Regions from separate parts of the Homo sapiens genome. Here all the other regions are linked to region 2. A link is a contact called in ENCODE Hi-C or POLR2A ChIA-PET data. All regions are on one chromosome and are shown on one strand. Each heading gives the region's core, a stretch centred on a gene start or an enhancer-like site at or near the end of the contact. The rest is flanking DNA. Distances are from core to core; before and after follow the strand shown. Region 1 holds the start of EZR-AS1 (EZR antisense RNA 1). Region 2 holds the start of TMEM181 (transmembrane protein 181). Region 3 has its middle 22 kb from the start of TULP4. Region 4 has its middle 42 kb from the start of TULP4. Region 5 has its middle 70 kb from the start of TULP4. Region 6 has its middle 51 kb from the start of GTF2H5. Region 7 holds the start of LINC02901 (long intergenic non-protein coding RNA 2901).

What was found. A loop is a pair of places that touch in the nucleus more often than their neighbours do. ChIA-PET counts read pairs that join two places held with the same protein, here RNA polymerase II (POLR2A). Pooled maps may share reads with other maps.
Region 1: a loop to region 2 is called in a map of ascending aorta, with 2.4 times the contacts of the local background. The contact joins the promoter of EZR-AS1 here to the promoter of TMEM181 in region 2. A Hi-C loop is called at or near these places in 1 of 168 maps with a recorded cell type or tissue (ascending aorta) and 13 of 50 pooled maps. POLR2A ChIA-PET finds 5 or more read pairs at or near these places in 2 of 52 experiments (A549 and T-cell).
Region 3: a loop to region 2 is called in a map of naive thymus-derived CD4-positive, alpha-beta T cell, with 7 times the contacts of the local background. The contact joins the enhancer-like site here to the promoter of TMEM181 in region 2. A Hi-C loop is called at or near these places in 1 of 168 maps with a recorded cell type or tissue (naive thymus-derived CD4-positive, alpha-beta T cell), 1 of 37 single-sample maps with no recorded cell type and 9 of 50 pooled maps. POLR2A ChIA-PET finds 5 or more read pairs at or near these places in 1 of 52 experiments (activated CD4-positive, alpha-beta T cell).
Region 4: a loop to region 2 is called in a pooled map, with 4 times the contacts of the local background. The contact joins the enhancer-like site here to the promoter of TMEM181 in region 2. A Hi-C loop is called at or near these places in 6 of 50 pooled maps. POLR2A ChIA-PET finds 5 or more read pairs at or near these places in 3 of 52 experiments (HEK293, activated B cell and activated CD4-positive, alpha-beta T cell).
Region 5: a pooled map shows a loop between it and region 2 (2.7-fold over the local background). The contact joins the enhancer-like site here to the promoter of TMEM181 in region 2. A Hi-C loop is called at or near these places in 15 of 168 maps with a recorded cell type or tissue (CD14-positive monocyte, CD4-positive, alpha-beta T cell, CD4-positive, alpha-beta memory T cell and 10 more), 12 of 37 single-sample maps with no recorded cell type and 28 of 50 pooled maps. POLR2A ChIA-PET finds 5 or more read pairs at or near these places in 6 of 52 experiments (CD4-positive, alpha-beta T cell, H1, K562 and 3 more).
Region 6: a loop to region 2 is called in a map of mammary epithelial cell, with 9 times the contacts of the local background. The contact joins the enhancer-like site here to the promoter of TMEM181 in region 2. A Hi-C loop is called at or near these places in 20 of 168 maps with a recorded cell type or tissue (CD14-positive monocyte, CD4-positive, alpha-beta T cell, CD4-positive, alpha-beta memory T cell and 14 more), 17 of 37 single-sample maps with no recorded cell type and 32 of 50 pooled maps. POLR2A ChIA-PET finds 5 or more read pairs at or near these places in 8 of 52 experiments (CD4-positive, alpha-beta T cell, CD4-positive, alpha-beta memory T cell, HepG2 and 4 more).
Region 7: a loop to region 2 is called in a pooled map, with 9 times the contacts of the local background. The contact joins the promoter of LINC02901 here to the promoter of TMEM181 in region 2. A Hi-C loop is called at or near these places in 2 of 37 single-sample maps with no recorded cell type and 8 of 50 pooled maps. POLR2A ChIA-PET finds 5 or more read pairs at or near these places in 2 of 52 experiments (CD4-positive, alpha-beta memory T cell and WTC11).

The regions. Positions count from the first base shown.
Region 1 is chr6:158,816,704-158,819,568 of GRCh38, forward strand. EZR-AS1 (EZR antisense RNA 1) reads left to right here and starts at 1,276. Exons shown (of 3, transcript NR_102425.1): 1 at 1,276-1,402. It overlaps EZR (ezrin), which reads right to left and starts at 2,665. Exons shown (of 14, transcript NM_001111077.2): 1 at 2,614-2,665; 2 at 1,379-1,463. The coding sequence starts at 1,390. RefSeq lists enhancers at 597-766, 1,249-1,298 and silencers at 1,509-1,708, 1,849-2,838.
Region 2 is chr6:158,558,685-158,561,655 of GRCh38, forward strand. TMEM181 (transmembrane protein 181) reads left to right here and starts at 1,407. Exons shown (of 17, transcript NM_001376852.1): 1 at 1,407-1,548. The coding sequence starts at 1,541. RefSeq lists a silencer at 1,098-2,017 and enhancers at 2,437-2,938, 2,939-2,971.
Region 3 is chr6:158,288,597-158,291,746 of GRCh38, forward strand. It overlaps a transcript of TULP4 not described here. Among named protein-coding and RNA genes, the nearest start is that of TULP4, 22 kb to the right of the region's middle. RefSeq lists a silencer at 2,319-2,368. Within about 2 kb of position 1,640, at least 7 of the 41 ENCODE cell types and tissues checked have a DNase peak (open chromatin) inside an H3K27ac peak, as active enhancers do.
Region 4 is chr6:158,269,218-158,272,551 of GRCh38, forward strand. It overlaps a transcript of TULP4 not described here. Among named protein-coding and RNA genes, the nearest start is that of TULP4, 42 kb to the right of the region's middle. Within about 2 kb of position 2,059, at least 4 of the 41 ENCODE cell types and tissues checked have a DNase peak (open chromatin) inside an H3K27ac peak, as active enhancers do.
Region 5 is chr6:158,241,145-158,244,115 of GRCh38, forward strand. It overlaps a transcript of TULP4 not described here and the pseudogene SRP72P2. Among named protein-coding and RNA genes, the nearest start is that of TULP4, 70 kb to the right of the region's middle. RefSeq lists enhancers at 1,089-1,198, 1,309-1,378, 1,779-1,828. Within about 2 kb of position 1,552, at least 17 of the 41 ENCODE cell types and tissues checked have a DNase peak (open chromatin) inside an H3K27ac peak, as active enhancers do; they include PC-9 and gastrocnemius medialis, where a contact is called at or near this core.
Region 6 is chr6:158,217,990-158,220,990 of GRCh38, forward strand. No RefSeq gene overlaps it. Among named protein-coding and RNA genes, the nearest start is that of GTF2H5, 51 kb to the left of the region's middle. Within about 2 kb of position 1,367, at least 3 of the 41 ENCODE cell types and tissues checked have a DNase peak (open chromatin) inside an H3K27ac peak, as active enhancers do; they include CD14-positive monocyte, PC-9 and mammary epithelial cell, where a contact is called at or near this core.
Region 7 is chr6:158,867,884-158,871,149 of GRCh38, forward strand. It overlaps LINC02901 (long intergenic non-protein coding RNA 2901), which reads left to right and starts at 1,931. Exons shown (of 3, transcript NR_160980.1): 1 at 1,931-2,094. RefSeq lists enhancers at 905-1,577, 1,578-2,250, 2,151-2,320, 2,251-2,924 and a silencer at 1,751-2,070.

The sequences.
Region 1 (2,865 bases), core at 26-2,525, 260 kb after region 2:
TCTGAATCTACTGGCATATTAATTCTTTATCCTAACAGCAAAATTAATACCTCTAACAAAGATCTTAGAGAACATAAAATGTAACAGAAGAAGCACACAAGGCCGGGTGTGGTGGCTCACGCCTGTAATCCTAGCATTTTGGGAGGTCGAGGTAGGCAGATCACCTGAGGTCAGGAGTTTTAGACCAGCCTGGCCAACATGGTGAAACCCCCTCTCTATAAAAATACAAAAACCAGCTGGGCATGGTGGCACATGCCTGTAATCCCAACTACTCGGGAGGCTGAGGCAGGAGATTCGCTTGAACCTGAGAGGCAGAGGTTGCAGTGAGCCGAGATCATGCCACTGCACTCCAGCCTGGGCCACAGAGAGAGACTCCGCTCCCCCATCCCCCACAAAAGGCACACAAGCATTGATTACAGAACCAACTTGTTTGAAAAACCAAAAAAAAATTCCAGATGTATCTGTAATCCCAATTTGTAATGAATCCTGATATTTTGTCCATTGTGATTCAAAACTCAAAAAATGTTAAACCTTCCCCCTAATGTCTAGTCACCAGTTCCCCAGTGTTAAAAGCAGGTAGAATACATACAACTTTCTAAGAAGCGTCAGTCCCAGAGAACCTGCCTTGTGCCTACAACCCCCAGGTCTCGCCAGCAATCTCAACACAATCAGATTCAAGGAGACAGAGGCGCAGGCACAGCCCTTTCATCAGCTGACCAGGAGTGCTCGGCCCGGCCTGCCAGGAACCTCTTATCAAACTCCACCGGCTGCCTGCATCTACAATTCAAGTCCATGGCTAACCTTCTGTTAGAGACAGAAATTCTGCTGCAGCCAGCAAGTTTGCTGGTGTACAGGGCACCGCTTCATGGGCCTAGTAGGAAGCGAAGCTGAAAGGCAACTTCCGAAAGCCAGTCTCCTCTCCCAAACGCCCTTTAATATCTCCCCAGTTGGATCTGGGGCGCCTGTGGTTTCGGACCCTTAGGAGCTCTGAGAACTGGTGTGTGTGGTCGGAAGCCATCTGAGTCTCCCTGTGATTTGGACTTTTTAAGAAACTTCTAAGTTGTATTACTATACCCTTTAAAAACAGACGGAAGCAGTGTAAAAAGGCCTCTAGTTTTTAGAAAAGACCGTAACTACTGGGGAGGGGGCTCACAAAGAAAAAGACTGCAGAGAAAAGCATCAAAATGGTGTTTTCCTAACGCTCCACAAAAGGGTCAACAAGTAACAAAGAGCGGCGAAAACCTCCTCCTATTCCTATCGTCTTCTGCGTGTGAGAAGAACCCTGTTCCCCAGGAACTGCCCCAACACCTCGAGCAGGTGCCTCCCCTCTCCAATGAAGCCTCTCCCGTCCGCCCGGCCCAGAAACTGGGCAACTTACTGGTTTCGGCATTTTCGGTTTCTGGTGAGTATCCTCGATCCCCGAAAACACGACTATCCAGCAGCAGCGAAGACGCTGTCCCAACCTGGAGTCAGAGCAGAACCCTTAGAGCGCCCGCCCGCCCTGCCTCGTCCTCCTGCCGCGCCCGACACTCGGCGCCCGCAGCGCGCTGCCGCTTAAGAACCGGCCAGCCCGGGCCCGGGTGAGTCAGCGCCCCGCCCAGCACTGCGGGCATGGGGAGGGGGCACGGGCGGGGCGGGGCCGGGCCGGGCCCCCGGCGAGGAGGCGCCCGAGAGCGGGGGCGCGCGCCCAAGGGGCAGCCGGCGGGCACTGGAGGTGCCCCCCAGTTGGGGGTGGGTCCGAGGAGAGGGGGTGCGCACCCAGGGGACCCCCAGCATGAAGGGGCTGGTGGGGGGCGCAGGCCCGGGAGAGAGAGGGCAGGGGGAACACTCAGTGGGGAGGATCGGGGGGAGGGGGCGCGGGCCCCGGGGAACACTCGGCCAGGAGGGTCAGGGGAGAGAGCGCCGGCCGGGCGGGGAGGGGTCTGGGGGACACTCGAGGTGCACCCAGCGGAGAGAGGCGGAGAAGAGGGGGCGCGGGCCCAGGGATACCCGGCGGGGAAAGGCCCGGGGAGAGGGAGCGCGCGCCTGGGAGAGAGAGGGCGAGGGGCAGGAGGAACACCTAGGAGGAAGGAGTCCCGGGACAGCCAGCGCGAGCCCGCGGGGCACCCGACAGGGAGGGGTCAGGGGAGAGGGGGCACAGGGCGGGCGGGGGGGCACTCGCTGGGGAGGGATCCGTGGAGAGGGGGCGCGGGCTCGGGGTCCGCCGAGGAACTTCCCGGGGCTGCCAGGAAGCCCGTGAGAAGCCGAGCACTCGGCAAGTTTCACTTTGTGTAGCAACCGTTGCCCCGCGGCTGCAGTCACAACCGTCAAGCCTTTGAGAAACTCTTTCAAAAACTGCAACCGCTCGGGAGCCGCCGAGGGACGGCGCCCAGGCACCCAGGCTCCGCGTTTCCTTCGGGAGAGACCTGAGGGGACCCGGCGCCGAGGGGAAGGTCGCGGGGCCGCGGGCCGGCTCAGCTCCACCTGCCCCGGGGGTGCCGGGCGAGAACCCCGCGCCGCGCCCCCTAGGCTGCCCGCCGCACCTGCCGCCGAACCCCGCCGCCCGCCCGGGCCCTCCACCAGGAACCCCCCGCCCAGAACCCCCGTCCCGACCCCGGCCGCCGCACGCCTCACCCGGCGCCTGCAGTGCTCCGTGTGCTCCCCGCCGCCCTTGCGTCCGCCGAGTGCGCTCGCTGCCCGCGCTCCCAAAAGCCCCGGCGGGGCGGGTCCCGGGACCACGCCCCTTCCCGCCCAGCTCCCGACCTGTGAGGTGCGCCCCCCGCAAGATGGCGGCAGCCGGGCCTCGGGCTGGGTGGGGGCGGAACTTGGCGGAAGTGCGCGCTACTCCCCTCGCAGATGCAAGTGGGGAGGCTGTTTGTCCCACAG
Region 2 (2,971 bases), core at 157-2,656:
TATGCCAGGCTGCAGCTCCTTATGTAAGGACTCAAGTAGGGAGGCATCCTCAGGCCTAAACATTTAACAGAAGGTGTTGCATGAAAACGCATGTTTGGGCTGGTTGCGGTGGCTCACGTCTGTAATTTAACAGGCTCCGGGGTTGGGGACCCCTGCTCTAGCTCATAGAACTCCCTCCGACTCACCCCTTCCCGCGCCCCACGTCCCTGTGAACAGTCTGTCCCTGCAGGTACCCAGTTTCTGTTCTCCGGTCTTGTTGCTATGAAGAACCCTTTCCCTCTGCTTATGTATGAAAAGAACTTAAGAAATAATCTTTTGTTATTCCTTGAAGAGTTGCGGTTTAGGATTCAGAGCACTAATGAGATTTTGTGTAACTATTCCTTGGTGTCCTGGCTTAGGGTGTGCTTTGCTTGGTATCTCCCCCTTTTAACCCCCCTCTTCCTAATATCCACCTCACCCTCCAGATTCAGCCCAAACTCTGCATTCTGTCCCCTACCTTCTCCACTCCCCCAAGGCGAGTTAGGCACCCTTCCTCACTGTAGCACCCTGAGCTAAGGCTACCTAACTTACTGTTGGTAATTTTCTTTGCCTGTAATTTCACTGAGGGCAGGAACTGTTCCTTATTCATGTCCACACTTTTCTGCCAATAGTAAGCCTGTTTACAGTTTAGTGAATGAATGAGGATACATTGCAAAGGAAGCTTGGAAGTCCTTTATTTAACTCATGCAGACCGACTTTAAACCCACAGCACACGGGAACACGGGACATTTTGAGTAATGCTCCAAAGAGAATCTCAGAAATAGCCAAACCTTGGTTCTCATCCATTCTTGATTACAGAAATGGGGAACACTGAGCCAAGATGCGAAATCAGGAAAGTGCTTTTGGTCCACTGGTCTAGCTGCAGTCTAGAAGCGGCTTGCGGGAGAAGCTACCAGAAAGAGCCCGGAAGGTTCCTGTCATCATTCGGGGTGGCAGAAGTTTGTCCTGGCTTTTAACCTTTTTTGGGGTCACAAGACCCTTAGGGAATGAATATACAGCTATAGCTCCTCTCCCTAGAAAAATGCAGACACCCATAGTGTTTTCCAGACAACTGCAGGGCATTCGTGGACTCCCGAGGCCCATCCTTACGCCCCGACACTCGGGAAGTAGGAGTGAATGAATGCGCTGTTTACCTGCCCTAGGGACAAGAGGTAAACTAAGTCATTCATTCACTCATTCCTTCTGTCTTGAGCCCCAGCTCAGGGCTAGCCTGGGTGCTCCCGGCCGTGGGGCTCCGCCCCGGCACGGGGCCACGAAGGAGGGCCACCCCCCTCGCCGCGCGCCCGCGGCCCCGCTTCCACCGCGCCGCGCCCTCTTCCGCCGTGAGAGTCGCTTCCGCGCACGTGATCTCGGCGTCGCGCTCTGATGAGTTTTCCGCGGCCGGCCGCTGCTCAGCCGCTGTCGCTCCGGCTCCGGCTGCGGCTGCCGCTGCCGAGGCTGCTGCGCGGCGCCTGGCGGGCTCGGGACGCGCGGGCCGGGGCCGAGGGCTCTGGGCGCCGAGATGGAGCCGTGAGTCCCCGGCCGAGCGGGCGGGCTGGCTGGCTCTCCGGACACTCCGGCCGAAAGTTGGGGATCCCTGGCTCCCGGCGCCGTGCCGCAGGGTCCCTGGCGCCCACGTGGAACTGGGGGCAGGGAAAAGGGCGCTGAAGGGGGCTTCGCGGGCGGGTCAGGCGGAGGTGTTTGCGCGGGGCGAGAGTAGACCGGGGCCGGGGCTCCCTCCTGCCTGCCCGCCCGGCCGCGGTTAGAGACCGGGATGCGGTCGGGGTTCCGGGACGGGGCTGCGAGCCACAGCGCTCACCGGGGGGCCGAGAGAACCGGGGGCGCTGCGGCCCTTCCCCGGCGTAGGGTGGCCGCCCGCACGGAGTCCCGCCGCCTCCCGGGCAGCCTCTCCTGCCGGAAAGGCCCCGCCCCGTCGTCCCCTCGGTATCGAGAGCGCCCCGCGCTGCCCTGCGGTCTCGCCCAGCGCCGGGTGCGAGGCTCTCAGAGGCGATTGGTGACGTGGGCACCGGGGAGCCTGCCGCAACAGCCCCTTTGGACTCGGGGTGTCGAGTTATATGAGTTTTATGCGTTTTACGATCTGCTGACTTTGGGCTTTTTTTTTTTTCTTTACCTCTTTGAAGTCCAGGGTTTTTAATGAGGAAAAACCTGTTTGGGGTCTCGTGGACGCCATCCCTAAAGCTTGCTTTTGACCCAGCAGTCGCCTAGGTGTCCCCCTGGGCGCATCTGGAAAAGAAGGAGACGGAGTTAACCAGAGGGTTAGCGCCGCGTGGAGTTGCAGAAAGTCCGGGAGAAGGAGTGGCCCATATGTGCAGCCGCGCCTGGCGCAGGAGGCTTCCAGGGCCGGCTCCCTGCACTGAAGGCAGCCTCCGAGGGGCCTGGGCGCGCTTCTTGGCTTATATGCGGTTTTTGAGGCAGAAGGGTTTTGCTTTGGATCTTTGCTGATTTCTCTGGCTGTGGACGTGGTCAGAGAAGTGACACCCAGGCCTGTTGCCTCAGCGCAAGTGCCTGTGACAGAGAGATCTGTTTTTCCTTCTGCTTCCTTAGAAGTTTCTGACTTTGGTATGTTGCTTTAGCACCTCTTGGGAAACTGGAATGGCATCAAATATCAGACCTATGTGGATGTTTTAAAGATTTTAAAAGCCAAGTGGAGGTAGGTTAGCAGTATTGCCTCTGCACAACTCCAGAGGGCAAGATTCTTGTGCGGCCTATGTAAATAATACTGCTTGGAACGGTGTCTTGTGGAACTGTGGCCTTGTAGCAGAGTGACAGCTGCGTGTTACAGGAGTTCTCTCACGCGCTGCCCCTTGGAGCTGCATAGGTGGGCTGGGTGTGCTTTTTCAGTAGGAGAGAGGCCGGGGACGTGAGGTGGTGAGGGCCTTGGCCAGGACAGGGATCTGGGTCTTCTGCCAGGGTCCTGCGCTGTTACAGGACA
Region 3 (3,150 bases), core at 390-2,889, 270 kb before region 2:
TTCACGCCATTCTCCTGCCTCAGACTCCGGAGTAGCTGGGACTACAGGCACCCGCCACCACGCCCAGCTAATTTTTTGTATTTTTAGTAGAGACGGGGTTTCACCGTGTTAGCCAGGATGGTCTCGATCTCCTGACCTCGTGATCCACCCTCCTCGACCTCCCAAAGTGCTGGGATTACAGGCGTGAGCCACCGCGCCCAGCCATGAGTGTTGAATTTTAGGATACTTTTTTGCTTGTATTGCAATAATCTTTTTCCCTGCTCTTTACTCTTTTAGTATGATGAATTATATCTAATAGATTATATTTCTAATTAGTAGACAAACAGATTTTCTAATAACCTCTTAGAACTAGTTGTGGCTATTATCACTTTTTAAATATTCTGATTGAGTTTGTGTAATACTGCTGTAGGCTATTCCTGAATGTTTGGTAGAACTCGTTTGTAAACTATATGGCCTGATTTCTTTGTGGGATGATTTTAAACTACAGATTCATTTTCTTTAGTGGTTATAGAACAATTTAGACTGTCTTTCTTCTTGAGGTAGTTTTGTTAAATTGTGTTTCTTAGGAATTTACTCATTTCATATGTTATCTAATTTTATAACATTAAGTTGTTCATGGTATTATTTTATCTTAAGTTTCATGGTGTCTGTAGTTAGTTGTAGCCCTCTTTTCATTGTCAGTATTTATTTGTGCTGCTCTGTCTTTATCTATCTTGCCAGAGCTTTGTGTCTTTGATTACATTTTGCAAAGAATCAGTGTTTGGCTTTGTTTAGCTTGTCTAATTTTTTTTTCTTTTTATTTATTTAATTTCTGTTTTTACTATCTTCTTCCTTTACTCTCTTTTGGTTTATGCTGTACTTTTCTAACTTCTTTAAGTTGAATGTTTAGCCCCTTAATTTATAACATGTTTTCTTTTCTAACATAAGTTTTATAACATTTTATAACAGTTTCTTCTTTTATAACATAAGTTGTTGTTGTTGTTTTGTTTTGTTTTGTTTTTTGAGACAGCGTCTCATTTTGTGGTCCAGGCTGGAGTACGGTGGTGCAATCATGGCTTACTTCAGCCTTGACCTCCTGGGCTCAAGTGATCCTCCTACTTCAGCCTTCTGAGAAGCTGGGACCACAGGCATGTGCCACCATGCCTGGCTGATTTTTTAATTTTTTGTAGAGACGGGGTCTCACTGTGTTGCCCAGGATGGTCTTGAACTCCTAGGTTCAAGCAGTCCTCCCACCCTGGCCTCCTAAAGTGTTGGGATTGCACATGTAATCCACCATGCCCAGACTAACATAAGCATTTAAGGCAATGAATTTTCTTTCAAAATACCACCTTTGCTATAGCCAAGAAGTGTTTTGTTTTGTTTTGAGACAGGGTCTCACCCTGTCACTGGAGTGTAGTGGCGTGATTAATGGCTCACTGCAGCCCCCACCTCCTAGACTTAAGCCATCCTCCCACCTCAGTCTCTTGTGTAGCTGGGACCATAGGCGCATGCCACCATGCTGGCTAATTTTAAAATTTTTTGTAGAAACGGGGTCCCACTGTGTTGCCCTGGCTGATCTCGATCTCCTGGGCTCAAGCATCCACATCAGCATTTGTTATTTTCTGACTCTTTTAGTAATAGCCATTTTAACTGGGGTGAGAAGACATCTGCTTGTGGTTTTGATTTGCATTTCCCTGATGATAGTGATGTGGAGCACTTTTTCATGTACCTGCTCTCCATTTGTTGTCTCCTTTTGAGAAATGTCTTTTCAGATCCTTTGCCCATTTTCAAATCAGAATGTCTTTTGCTGTTGAGTTCCTTATATATTCTAGTTGTTAATCCTTTGTTGGATGAATAATTTTGCAAATGTTTTCTCCCATTCTGTGGATTATGTCTACTTCGTTGATTGTTTCCTTTGCTGTGCAGAAGCTTTGTACATTTTCATTTATTTTTCCTTTTGTATTGTTTTTCTCTTTCTAGGGGATTGATTTTGGTCTCCCCTGCTCCCACCTCCCTTCTGTTTTTACCCCTCCAGTGATTTAGAAGTTTTATACTTTATTTCTAGTTTTTTAGTGATTGCCCTTTAAATTTTACCATGCTTACCTAAGATAATTAAGTATAAGGTTGAGTATTTTAACTATCCTTCTAAAACAATATAAAGGCCTTAGAGTACTTTTGGCTCTGGTCATCCTTGTTTGATCAAATTGTCTTTTTTTTATTTTTTAGTTTTCTACCTTCCCCCCCACATTTGTCATAGACACAGTCTAGTGGTTAAGCACATAAACTAGAAACTGAAACCGGCAGCCTGGTGTGACACCCAGCTCTGCTGCCTACCGGATAGTGTCGGGCAAGCATTTAACCTGCCTGTGCCTCAATTTCCTCACCTATAAAATGTGGACAACAAAAGGATCTTTCTCATAAGGCTAAGGCTTTTCAATGAGAAATATAGTACCTATAAAGCATTAAGAGCTATACCTAGAAGTTGATAAGTACTGTGTATTAATATGAGTCTGCTGTTTCTGCTTTATTGTTCTGTTTTGAACAGACATTGTTTAATTTTACCTACATATTTAACAATTTCTTTTTTCGTTGTTTCTTAGACCTTCCTTCTGAGACATTTTCCTTCTACCTGAAGAATATTGTTTAGATGTTATATTGCGAGGTCAGTTGGCCTTAAATTTCAGCTGTTATTCTTTTGAAATGGTCTTCTTATTTCACTCTAATTCTTAAAAGACAATCTTTCTGGGAATATAATTGTGTTTTCTTTGAGTGCTTTGAAGATACTATTTCATTGATTTTGGCAGCCAGTGCCGCTGTTGAGATGTCTCTGTCATCTAATTGTCATTCTTTTGTAAGCACCTGTCTTTTCCTTTTGGCTACTTCTGAACTCTTCTCTTGGTGTTTTTATTGTGCACTTTTACTAAAGTGTGCCCAGGTGTGGATTTCTTCTTTATTTCTCCTGCGTGGCATATATTGTGCTGCTTCTTGTGTCTGTGCATTTTTTTTTATCAGTTTTGGCAAATTCTCAGTTGTTATGTCTTCAGATATTTCTTTTCCATTTTCTCTGTTCTGTCCCTTTAGAATTTTAATTAGATTTGTCCTTTTTTAATCTATCTTTCATTTCTCTTGATCTCTTATATTTCTATCTCCTTGTGTCTCTGTGCTATAAAA
Region 4 (3,334 bases), core at 809-3,308, 290 kb before region 2:
GTGTTGTGGAGTGGAAATTACTGTTGTTAATTTTAGCACCATAGTTTGGTGGAAAAAAGTATGGGTCTTGGAGCCAGATATCAGAACTAAGCTATGTCACTAATAGCCTAGTGACTTTTCATAACCTTACTTAAACTCTTTGAACTTTAGTTTCAGCATTTGTAAAAAAAAAAAAAAAAAAAAGGATTTTCCTGTCTCACTGGGAGACTGAGAACATGGAGTAAGATGCAAAGTGGGCCCTTCCTTAGTAATGGAGAAATCATTAGCATTCACATACAAGGCCATTCAGCAAGAATTCGTTGCCATTTGAGATTTTGATAGACTTTAATTTTGATCAGAGATAATTTTAACCTTTTTTTCTCCGTGATTCTTCATCCCTGATTTCCAGATGGAATCAGGGTCAATGATAATTGTCTCTGCATATTTCTTTAATAATCTATTTTATTCCAGATTTTAAACATTGCTTAATGGGTAGAATATAAATGAAATTGCAAAAGCAATGTCCAACATTTATTTAGCACTTTACTATGTGGGCAGGTAATTAAGTACTTGACATATGTTTATTTAGTCTTCCCAACATTCCTACTTCTTGGGAAATGAAGGTGTTTGAAAAGTTACCCAGTCAGGTGGTGGGAGAGCCAGGCCCGGTGCCCGGCAGTCTTGCTGCTGAGCTGCTGTCACTGTTCTGCCTTTGTGGTCTTCACAGGGTTGCTCCCTTTATTCCGTGTTCCTTAAGCCCATTTTATTGCTTCTAGATCTAGGAAAAAACAAAAACACTGAGTTTTTGAAAAGGCTAATTGTTTTAAAGTTAAATAGTAAGTGTCAAATGTACAGCATTCATATCTATTAAATATACGTTAATTCTACTCTGTAGCAGTAAGACCCTTTCCTATCCAGGCAGTATAATTAGATCTTCTATATATCTTTAATAGCCTTCTATTTATCTTAAGAACTCTGGCTTAATTTTCTCTTGGATTATTATAAAGTCTTCATTATTGAGATATTTTTGTCAGTAAATTGTCCTTACTTGGTCCAACTTGGAGCTCTCTTTCTTTGTTTTGCTCTTGCATCATCATCTGAAGACCCTACCTTGGCTTTATCCTGCCAGGGACCGGTCATTCCAGCAAGATTCTCTCAACTCTGCTCCACAGCACTTTTTTGGCTCTTGATTACAGGATTTACCTTGTAGTATTGAAGTTGGTTTATTTTGCCCATCTTCTCTCACTGTGTAGGGTGCTTCTCGGGGCTAGGGACTGGACTTCGATGAGTTTTGCATTGTCAGCACCCGGCCTGTTCGGCCTGTGGTGGGCACTCACTAAGTGTCTCTGGTACCGGGGCCGGTGATGGGCACTCAGTTAGCGTCTCTGGCCTGAGTGTTGCTTGGCTGCTTTCCTGGTTTGACACTGCACTTTAGACTATTGCAGCTAAAATTAACACACATCATCTGTTGATGTGATGCTTGCCTCCTTTTAAGCTTTTCTCAAGCTTTCAAAATTTCTTCCTGAAGTTTTTCCTTCACAGATGAAATTGCTCCTGAATTAGAGGTGATTTACTCCAGGCTTCCTTGTGCTTAAATGTGGCAACTTTCAAGGCTGCCTTCATTTTTGCCTCAGAGTTTATAAAGCAGCTTAGTGTGAATAGATGCTGTAGGGCCGGGCACAGTGGCCCATGCCTGTAATCCCAGCACTTTGGGAGGCTGAGGCAGGTTGATCACCTGAGGTCAGGAGGTCAAGACCAGCCTGGCCAACATGGTGAAACCCTGTCTCTATTAAAAATACAAAAATTACCCAGGCATGGTGGCAGGTGCCTATAATCCCAGATACATGGGAGGCTGAGGCAGGAGAATGGCTTGAACCCAGGAGGTGGAGGTTGCAGTTAGCCGAGATCGCGCCACTGTACTCCAGCCTGGGTGACAAAGTGAGACTCTGTCTCAAAAAAAAAAAAAAAAAAAAGATGCTGTACTGAGTTTATTTAATATAAGCAGTTTTATGTTAGTCACTGCTCTGTTGAGTTTTGTTTCATTTTCAATTGTTGCTTCTCATGTGGTAATGAAGAAAGCATTTAAAGGCCAAGTTAAGTGGGTGCCTAACCAAAATAGGTCCAGCTTCCTCAAGTTGTGTCATGACTTGTTGATGAGGAGGAAGGGCAAGGAGACATCTAACTCTCACAGGCTTTGTCTCTTGTAGCTCAGATAGGGTTTCTTTAATCCATTTTAGAATTTTTTTTTTTTTTTTGAGATAGGTTCTTGCTCTGCCACCCAGGCTGGAGTGCAGTGTGCCATCATAACTTGCTGCAGCCTCAAACTCCTGGGCTCAGGCGATCCTCCCACCTCAGCCTCTGAGTAGCTGGGGCTACAGGCGGGTCACCACATTTGGCAAATTTTTAAATTTTTTGTAGAGATGGGGTCTCACTCTGTTCCCCAGGCTAGTCTCAAACTCCTGAGTTCAAGCCATCCTCCTGCCTTGGATTCCCAAAGTGCTGGGATTACAGGCATGAGCCACCACGCCTGGCCCCACATTAAAAATTTTGAAACGGTAGCTTTGATTCAGGTGTAACTGTCCTCCTAAAGAAAAATAAAATGTTCTGAGAAGTTTTAGTTTAAAGTTGGAAAGCACTGAGAATAAATCTGTTTTGGGGGAAACATTGAAATGCTACGTTTGAAAATCTGTAGAATTTGCTTCAGGTGAGACAAAGGATGGGGTAAGTCATTGAAAGGACTCACTGGGACACATGTGCAGTGGAGGGTTTAAAAGTATTTGCGGAAAAATATTTAGAACGTTTAATTTCTAAATTAGAAATGTATGAGTGAATTTAGGGGGAAGGGGCTGGTTAAGTACCCAGGGATTGGTTCCACAGTTGCTGAGCATACACTGTCACCAAGTCAGATGTGGCTACTGTCCTCGGGGAGGTGACAGGTAGAGGAGAAAGCCTTATCCACTAGGTTTTAATTCAAGGTGCCAAGGACCATGTGATGTGGCAACAGGTGCATTTCAAGCATAAAGAGGTGGAATTTTTCAGTTGGGAATTACCAGTGGTCACCAATGTTTTTATCATCAGATTCTTTTTATATTTTCTTTCTTCCTCCCTTCCTGCCCCAATGGCTATGATCTTATTACTAGCCAAGAATTGTTGTTCAGTACAAGATAATGGTATTAATAGCTCGTATTTGTTTTTTATGCTTAATGTGAGCTGAATGAGGGAGAGGCTGGAGCTGAAGAAGAGGATCTGGCAGTGAGTGCTGTGGAACCTCAGCATCCCAGGCCAGCCAAGGCAGAGGAACAAGCAGAGGAGACAGAAAGAATCACAAGGGAGGAGGAAACTATCAGGAAGTTCC
Region 5 (2,971 bases), core at 302-2,801, 320 kb before region 2:
GATGGGCGGCCGGGCAGAGACGCTCCTCACTTCCTAGATGTGATGGCGGCTGGGAAGAGGCGCTCCTCACTTCCTAGATGGGATGGCGGCCGGGCGGAGACGCTCCTCACTTTCCAGACTGGGCAGCCAGGCAGAGGGGCTCCTCACATCCCAGATGATGGGCGGCCAGGCAGACACTCCTCACTTCCCAGACGGGGTGGCGGCCGGGCAGAGGCTGCAATCTCGGCACTTTGGGAGGCCAAGGCAGGCGGCTGGGAGGTGTAGGTTGTAGTGAGCTGAGATCACGCCACTGCACTCCAGCCTGGGCACCATTGAGCACTGAGTGAACGAGACTCCGTCTGCAATCCCGGCACCTCGGGAGGCCAAGGCTGGCGGATCACTCGCGGTTAGGGGCTGGAGACCGCCCGGCCAATACAGCGAAACCCCGTCTCCACCAAAACCAGTCAGGCGTGAAATTGTTTTTTTTTTGAGATGGTGTCTCGCTCTGTCACCCAGGCTGGAGTGCAGTGGCGTGACCTTGGCTCACCGCAACCTCTGCGTCTCTGGTTCAAGCGATTCTTCTGCCTCAGCCTCCCGAGTAGCCGGGACTACAGGCACGCACCATCACGCCCAGCTAATTTTTGTATTTTTAGTAGAGACGGGGTTTTACCGTATTGGCCAGGCTGGTCTCGAACTCCTGACCTTGTGATCTGCCTGCCTCCGCCTCCCAAAGTGCTGGGATTACAGGCATGAGCCACCGCGCCAGGCCAGCTTTGTTAAATTCTATAGCTTGTAGTTGTTTCTTGGAAAGCTTAAACTCTACTCTTTCCGCATTGGTTAATTTCACTTTCTTCTTGGAGTCAAAGACATTTTGGTCCTTGTTAATGGTAATGATGTTATTTGCAATTACATCTAGTAACCCTACATCCGTTGGTTTTAGTAGTAGTATTTGATTGTAAAGTTGCAGAGCCTCCTCTGTTTGACCCTGAAGCTGCAGAATATAGGCCATCTGACCATAAGTGATGGCCAGTCCTGCCTGTGGGTCTTCCTCAGTCTCATCAGTGTCTTCTGATAATGAATGGTGGCAAAGACCTTCAGCTTTTTGTAGGATGTTCATGGCCTGGTTCAGCTGGCCGTGGTCTATCAGTGCACATGCAGTGTTTAGCACAGCTCATGTGTGCCTTCTTGGAAGCCCAGGCTCTCTGGAGCCACTTTTTCCCAATTGCTTTGAGCTGCAACAACTGCTGAAGGGTTTGTTTTCCTCTCCTCATCATAAGCATCGTGGGAGTTTCGGACGAGATCTCTTTATGCCACTAAGCATTCATCATAGTGTTCCAAACGGTGTAACACTTATCCATAAAGCTCCTTCAGTTTGTCTGTCTGCCGGTTGGTACTTTCTACTGTCTTCAAGACATTCTCAATTCTGTTGAGCCTGTACTCGCAATATGCCTTTTCAAAGGAGAGAGAGTTATTGGCTAACAGTTTGGTGCAAGTATTGATGACATTCAAGGCTTCTCTGAAACTTCCTTTCTGGATAAGGCATATCACTTTACAATGCAGGCCAGTTACATCATCTTTGTGGATCTGCAGTATCTTATTGACAGGCTTGAGAGCACACAGGAAGTTGCTGTTCTGGCCGTACCGGTTCACTTCACTCCACACAGCACAGGCACTGAAACTCCACCCTGCTGCTCACTGTCGCCCAGGCTGGAGTGCAGTGGCGCAATCTTGGCTCACTGCAACCTTCGCCTCCCGGGTTCAAGTGATTCTCCTTGCCCCAGCTTCCCAAGTAGCTGGGATTACAGGTGCCCACCACAACACCCGGCTAATTTTTTTGTTGTTTTTAGTAGAGACAGGGTTTCACTATGTTGGCTAGGCTGGTCTCGAACTCCTGACTTCGTGATCCGCCCGCCTCGGCCTCCCAAAGTGCTGGGATTGCAGACGTGAGCCACCGCACCCGGCCTATCATGGAAATTTTAAAACATTGCTAACAGTGGAGACTGGTGTAATAAAGCACTGTATCTTGCCCAGCTTTGGCAATTTTAAAACGTTACCAGTTTTGTTTGAGCAATACCTCTCACGTCCCTCCACTTGGATTATTTTAAAGCAAATCAAGCTGTCATATAATTTTGTCTGTAAATATTTTAGTACATGTCTCCAAAAGAAAAAGACCCCTTAAAATAATTACAATACTATTATCTTACCTTAAAAATTTTTTCTTAGTATCATCAGATATCCAATCAATACTCCTTGACTGCAGTATATATTTGTGTGTATGTATGTGTGTGTATGGGCGTGTACGTGTGTGTGTGTGTGTTTATATCATATCATATATATATATATGATTGTTTGAATTAAGATGCAAATAAGGTCCATACATTGCAGTTGGATGGTTTAAAGTCTCTTTTAACCTATAGGTTCTCTATCTTTTTTTTTCTTTGCAACTCTTTATTGAAGAAACTGAATTTTATTCTTTGCATCCTTGTAATGTAAAATATGTTATTTTATTTCTTGTGTTTCCTGTACATTGGTAGTTCATTGTAGAGGCTAAATCAAAAGAATCCAATTTTATTTTTTTGTGAGGGCAGGATTATTTTCATCAGGAAGTCTTCTTTCTTTCTTTTTGTGATACTAGCAACCATTCTTGAATGTTAACTTGGTCTATGAGTTCAGGAGGGATTACAATATGGTTACATCCTGTCATTTAGTTATTAGCTGAAATAGGTGTGTGTGTGTGTGTGTGTGTGTGTGTGTGTGTGTGTGTAGAAATTCTCCTTTGTCAATTATTTGGTTACCTTGAGGTATAGAGTGTATAGGAAGGGTTTGAAAAGTGTCTGATTATTTCCCTTGATTTACCAGTTTTCAAAGTTATGATTTGGTCCCCTAGCATCCTCCAGTGGTGATGGTTGAGGGTTTTAAATTTTTTCGCATAACATTATGAACGCCTATTTTAGCATACGTGGTGTGTTTCAGTCCATTGCAGTTACTGTCC
Region 6 (3,001 bases), core at 117-2,616, 340 kb before region 2:
TACTCAGGAGGCTGAGACAGGAGAATCGTTTGAATCTGGGAGGTGGAGGTTGCAGTGAGCCGAGATTGCACCACTGCACTCCAGCCTGGGTGACACAGCAAGACACTGTTTAAAAAAAAAAAGGAAATTTCATTGCCATTGTGACCACATTGACAGGTGGAGCTTTTTTTTTTTTTTTTTTTTTGAGACAGAATCTTGCTCTGTCTCCCAGGCTGGAGTGCAGTGGTGCTATCTCAGCTCACTGCAAGCTCTGCCTCCCAGGTTCATGCCATTCTCTTGCCTCAGCCTCCCAAGTAGCTGGGACTACAGGTGCCTGCTACCATGTCCGGCTAATTTTTTTGTATTTTTAGTAGAGTTGGGGTTTCACCGTGTTAGCCAGGATGGTCTCGATCTCCTGACCTTATGATCCACCTGCCTCGGCCTCCCAAAGTGCTGGGATTACAGGCGTGAGCCACTGTGCCTGGCCGACAGGTGGAGCCTTTAAGAGGTAATTAGGCCATGAGGGCTCAGCCCTCTGAATGGACTAAGGCTATTATTATGGGAGTGGCTTAGTTTTAGAGGGAGTGGGCTCCTAATACAAGGATAAGTTCGACCCCAATTCCCCACTCTGTTTCATGTGCTTGCTTGCCATGTGATGCCTTGCATCTCTGGCTTTGGCCATGGGATGAGCCTCACCAGATGCTGGTGCCATGCTCTTGGACTTCCCAGCCTCCAGAACCCATGAGCCAAATAAACATCTTTTTAATAAATTACCCCATCTGTGATATTCCATTTAGAGCAACAGAAAATGAAATAAGACAATTTTTATGTGAATTCCTAATTTATCCATCCATTCACTCATCCATTCATCTGTTAATTTGTTTATTTACCATCCATTCAATTATTCATCACATACTCACTACCTGCTGCTGGGCTCGGCATGGGAATAGGGAAAAAACAGTAAACATGAAACTTGCTCTTTTTTCTCCTAAGGCCCAAAATGTTCCTGATGCCTACGTAGAGCTTCAGTGCTTCAAAATAGCTTAGTATCTATGTTAATATTAGCGTAGTTTTCAGAGACTTCACAAAATGGAATTTTAAAATTGTTTTTATTCTTCTGTTTTTTGTCTTTATTTTTTAACTTTTTTTTTTCTGCTCCCACTTCACTGGGATTATTTTATACTCCTTTAGCAGTCCCATGTAGATGTTTCTTGGTAGTCAGCCCTCCATCACAAGTGATTCAGGAATCCCAGCCCTTTCCATCTGGTGGCTTCATTCTCTAGGGCCTCAAGTTCTTTACACCTAGCTGGCTGGCAGGGGAAGAGAACATGTGGAGAAACACACCCATTTCTTAACTGCCTTGGCCAGGAGTGAGATACATCATTCCGATTGCAAGTATCAGTCACATGGCTCCACTTGGAGGTAGGGAGGTACTAGGAAATACAGTCTCTTGCTGGGCAGAGACTTCCTGGTTACAGTTCTATCACATGAGAGGACTCGTGGTGTACAATTAGCTGTCTCTGCTGCAATACCCAAAACACTTGCATGATTTTGCAGCTGTGAGTAAGATTATTTCGACATAGATAAATCACTGCTGGGATTGCTTACTTTTGTGGTCTAATACTTATATAATACTTAAATGTTTAAGTCTTTCAGAGATTATCTTCCTCCATCTAATTTTTTTTGTTTTGTTTACCTTATTTTTCTTTTTTTCTGATACAAGGTCTTGCTCTGTCACCCAGGCTGGAGTGTGCCATGGCATGATCATGGCTTACTGTAGCCTCAACCTCCCAAGTTCAAGCAATCCTCCCACCTCAGCCTCCTGAGTAGCTGGGACTACAAGCCTGTGCCACCATGCCTGACTAATTTTTAAAAATTTTTTTAGAGATGGGCGTTTCCCTGTGTTGCCCAGTTATAACATATATAACATATGTATTATATATGTTATATAATACATATATATATAAACTCCTTGGTTCAGGCTATCTTCCCACCTAGGCCTCCCAAATTGCTGGGATTACAAGGCTGAGCTACAGTGCGTGGCTTTTTTTTAATATAACAAAATTTATTTATTCAGTGTCTGCTAAGTGATTCTCTTTGGAGCAATGCTTAATTACAGTATAAAGTTATGACATGACATTTGTATCCATTGGTCCTATTAATAAACATCAGTTGCAGAGTATGAAGTTTGCAGTTACAAAATCTAAGTTTTTTACTGAGTAAAACTGAAAATGGCTAGCATTTACATAAAAATGGACAATTTTGCAAAATAGAAGTGATAATGGCACACAGTCCTAATTAGAAGGCTTACTTTCCTAAGAGCATGTGAGTGCCAGTGTATTTTCACTAGGTTTTGTCTTTTTGACATCTGCTTTTTTACAGTGCTGATGATTTCTGTTAATTTCATGAATGACACCTTTATCACATTTCAATCTATGATCTTTTTTTTTAAAGTTTTGTCTTAAGGCTTCAGTGTCTTCATTTGGAAAATAGTGTCATCATCCACAAAGACCTGGTAACAAACAGTGCATAGAAAAGTCATTGAGGACCGGATGCAATGGCTCAGGCCTGTAATCCCAGCACTTTGGGAAGCCGAGGTGGGCAAATCACATGAGGCCAGGACTTCGAGACCAGCCTGGTCAACATGGTGAAACCTCGTCTCTATTAAAAATACAAAAATTAGCCGGGCATGGTGGTGCGCGCCTGTAATCCCAGCTACTCGGAAGGCTGAGGCAGGAGAATCGCTTGAACCCGGGAGGTGGAGGTTGCAGTGAGCCGAGATCGTGCCATTGCACTCCAGCCTGAGTGACAGAAGGAGACATTGCCAAAAAAAAAAAAAAATTACTGAGGTCCTCAGGGCAAACTTGAAACAGCTGGGAAGATTTTGTATGTACGAGAAAGCCCAACCTAAAATTGTTTAAGGAACAAGGGAGTTTCTCATCTCAGAGAACAAGAGGTTTAAAGATGGTGAAGGCATGTGGCACATACACAGGTTGGCTGTTTCAGAGGGACAGTGACCTGG
Region 7 (3,266 bases), core at 681-3,180, 310 kb after region 2:
ACTGCAGAGCTTAGTAGTTAAGGGCACACAGGAGTCAGACAACCTTGGGTGTGAATCCCGGCACTGCCATGGTACTAATGTGTTGCATGAGTCATGTTGAGAGGTGAGGCCAGCTGGACTTCCTGGGTCCAGTGGGGACTTGGGGAACTTTCCTGTCTTACAAGAGGATTGTAAAACGCACCAATCAGCAGGATTCTAAAAGTAGCCAGTCACGGGAAGGATTGAAAAAGAGGGCACTCTGATAGGATAGAAATGGAACATGGGTGGGGACAATAAGGGAATAAAAGCTGGCCACCCCAGCCAGCAGCGGCATCCCACTTGGGTCCTCCTCCATGCTGTGGAAGCTTTTTCGCTCTTCACAATAAACCTTGCTACTGCTCACTCTTTGGGTCCCGGCCATCTTTAAGAGCTGTAACACTCACCGCGAAGGTCTGTGGCTTCATTCTTGAAGTCACTGAGACCACGAACCCACTGGCAGGAACCAAGTCCAGACACAATGTTATGCAAGCTTTCTAGACCCTTTCTGTAAAATGGGTATAATAATAGTATCTAAGTCATGGGGATTTTGTGAGGATTAAATGAAATGCCTGTTAAGCATTTAAAATGCCTGGCACATTGAAAGTTCTTTTTGGAGACAAGTCTTGCTCTGCCGCCCAGGCTGGAGTGCAGTGACATGATCTCTGCTCACTGCAGCCTCTGCCTCCTGGGTTCAAGCAATTCGGTGCCTCAGCCCTGAGTAGCTGGGATTACAGGCATGCGCCAACACGCCCACCCAATTTTTGTATTTTTAGTAGAGATGGGGTTTCACCATGTTGGCCAGGGTGGTCTGGAACTCCTGACCTCAGGTTATCCTCCTGCCTCGACCTCCCAAAGTGCTAGGATTACAGGTGTGAACCACTGCCTTTGGGCCAAAAGTACTTAATTCTTATTGATGTCCACATTCAACAATTACTAGGTTTGTTTTTTCTGCATCCAGCTGCAAATGATCTTCAAAGTTGTGAACTCAGGAAATCTCAGAGGCGTTTATAGGCTTTCCAACCAGAGATGATATTTGTAATTCAAAGAAGTAAATAGAAATCCTTAAGAGAACCCCTTTCAAGCTAAGTTCCCATCTAATATGGAGTGGTGGCTTCGAATGATCCTTTTGGCTTATCTTTTTAAGTGTAAGAATTTTTGATGAATCACACTTCGTACCTATTTGGTCACTTTCACCAAAGTACAAAACCAGTCTGCCACCAGAAGAAATTTAATAACCTTGAGACTCAGAGAAGCAATGCTGCCTGATTGGTGGACAGCCAGACCAGTGAGGGTCAGACGTGGCTCTTCGGCTCCGGACACGGGAATGTGGTGGAAATGAGATCCTCCAGCGATTCTAAGGAGTGTTTTGTTCTTCTGGCTTAAGAGAAGGGCAGAGGACAGAACCAAGGGGAAAGAGAGACAGGCCCAGCCATTGTCTGACGTGAGGCACGATAACACATTAGAGGGCTGGTTTAGCAAAGGGCAAGGTAGAGTTGGCATTAGACGCGCTTGCAAAGGGAGGCGGGCAAGAGCTTCAAGACGCGAATGACACTTGAGCAGCCTGGGCTCACGTCTGGTAAGGTTTACGCCGCCTGTTCCCGCCATCTGGCAACTCCCTCCCAGAAGGGTGAGTTTGGTTCTTGGCAAATCCCCTTCGGACACACAAGCTCTTTTATTAAAATATAACCCCACTAACAGATTGCAGACTAGGCACAGAAGCCCCAAAGCACCCCCAGAGACCGCAGCAGTCCCGCCCCGCCGCCCCCGGATCCGCGCGGCTGCCAGAAGCTCCCCTCCCCCAGATCTTGGCCCCTCCCTGAGGCGCGCGAGCGTGTCGTCGCCCGCTCCCGGCCAATCAGGGCGCGCGACCAAAATAGCGCCATATAAAAGCTGGATGGCGGGCGCGGCCGGTGCAGAGCCTCGCGCTGGGGTGGGGTTGCGCGCGCAGGTGAGGGGGGCGGGGCCGGCGCGACCGGCGGGGCGGGGCGGACACTCCCACCGCGCACCTGCTTCTGCCTGACGTGTACCCGGAAGGTCGTCAGCTCAGGCTCCAAATATGTAACAGTGAGTTTCTAAGTGAGTCACACGGACGCGGTTGGTTTCCAGTGAGGCATAACTCATCGCTTCACTCTTCTCAACGGTTCCCTCTTCGGAAGGAAGCGCAGTCCGCAGCGTCGTCCGAGGGCGTGATCGCCTGCGTCGCACCCGCGTCTCCAGTGGCCACCCCTTGTCCTACAGGAACGCGCATCTGCTTAGCAGGCGCTGAGCCCTTGAGGAGGCCTAAAATGAATGAACGCGGCTGTGCCTCCTGAGCAGGCTCACAGTTGTGGGTGGGGGACAGAAGGGTGTCCATGCCTAAGGTCGACGGCGATAAGACAGACGTTCTTCCCAGGAGGAGATCAGTTCCAGGTGGGAGGCATTTCTAGGAGTCACCTTTCTCCGAGGAAGTGACCTGAGCTGTAGGAGGTGGAATCACAAAGGCTTTGGTGCCCTACACACCTGGGTTTTAGCCTCAGCTTGAGTCACTCACCCAGTCTGTGACGCTGAACACATCAGGAAACCTCAAACTTTCCCCATCTTTAAGATGCAGATAATAGCCGGTCACCATGGCGTGTGCTTGTAATGGCAGCTACTCGGGAGGCTGAGGCAGGAGGATCTCTTGAACCTGGGAGGTGGAGGTTGCAGTAAGCCGAGATCGTGCCACTCACTCCAGCCTGGGCAACAGAGCGAGACTCCATCTCAATAAATAAATAAATAACACTACATGACTGATAGCATATTTTTGAGGAGCATCTCTCCCCCTCCGTGCTTGGGTTTAATCCCCCCTTCCTCTCTCCCTCCCTCCCTTCCTCCCTTCTTTCTTCCTTCGTTACGTTTCTCTTCATTTCTTTTTTTCTCCATCATTCCTTCATTTTTCTTATTTTTTCCTAACTGATATAATTTACACACAATAAATCGCACAGAAATTAAGAGGACAGCTGGGTGAAGTTTTACATATGTATACACATGTCATTAGCCCCTAGGTCAAGATCTAGAACATTTCCATCACCCCAGGTTTCCAACTGCTCCTTCCGGTCAGTAGTACTTCCCCAGAGGTAACCACTATTCATTTGGACTTAAATTACCAAGTATGAGTTGTGTCTACTCTTAAACTTCATGTAATTGCAATCAAGCATTATGCTTTATTCCAAACTTGTCCAACCCGCACAGGCCACGGTTTTGAATGTGGCCCAACACAAATTTGTAAA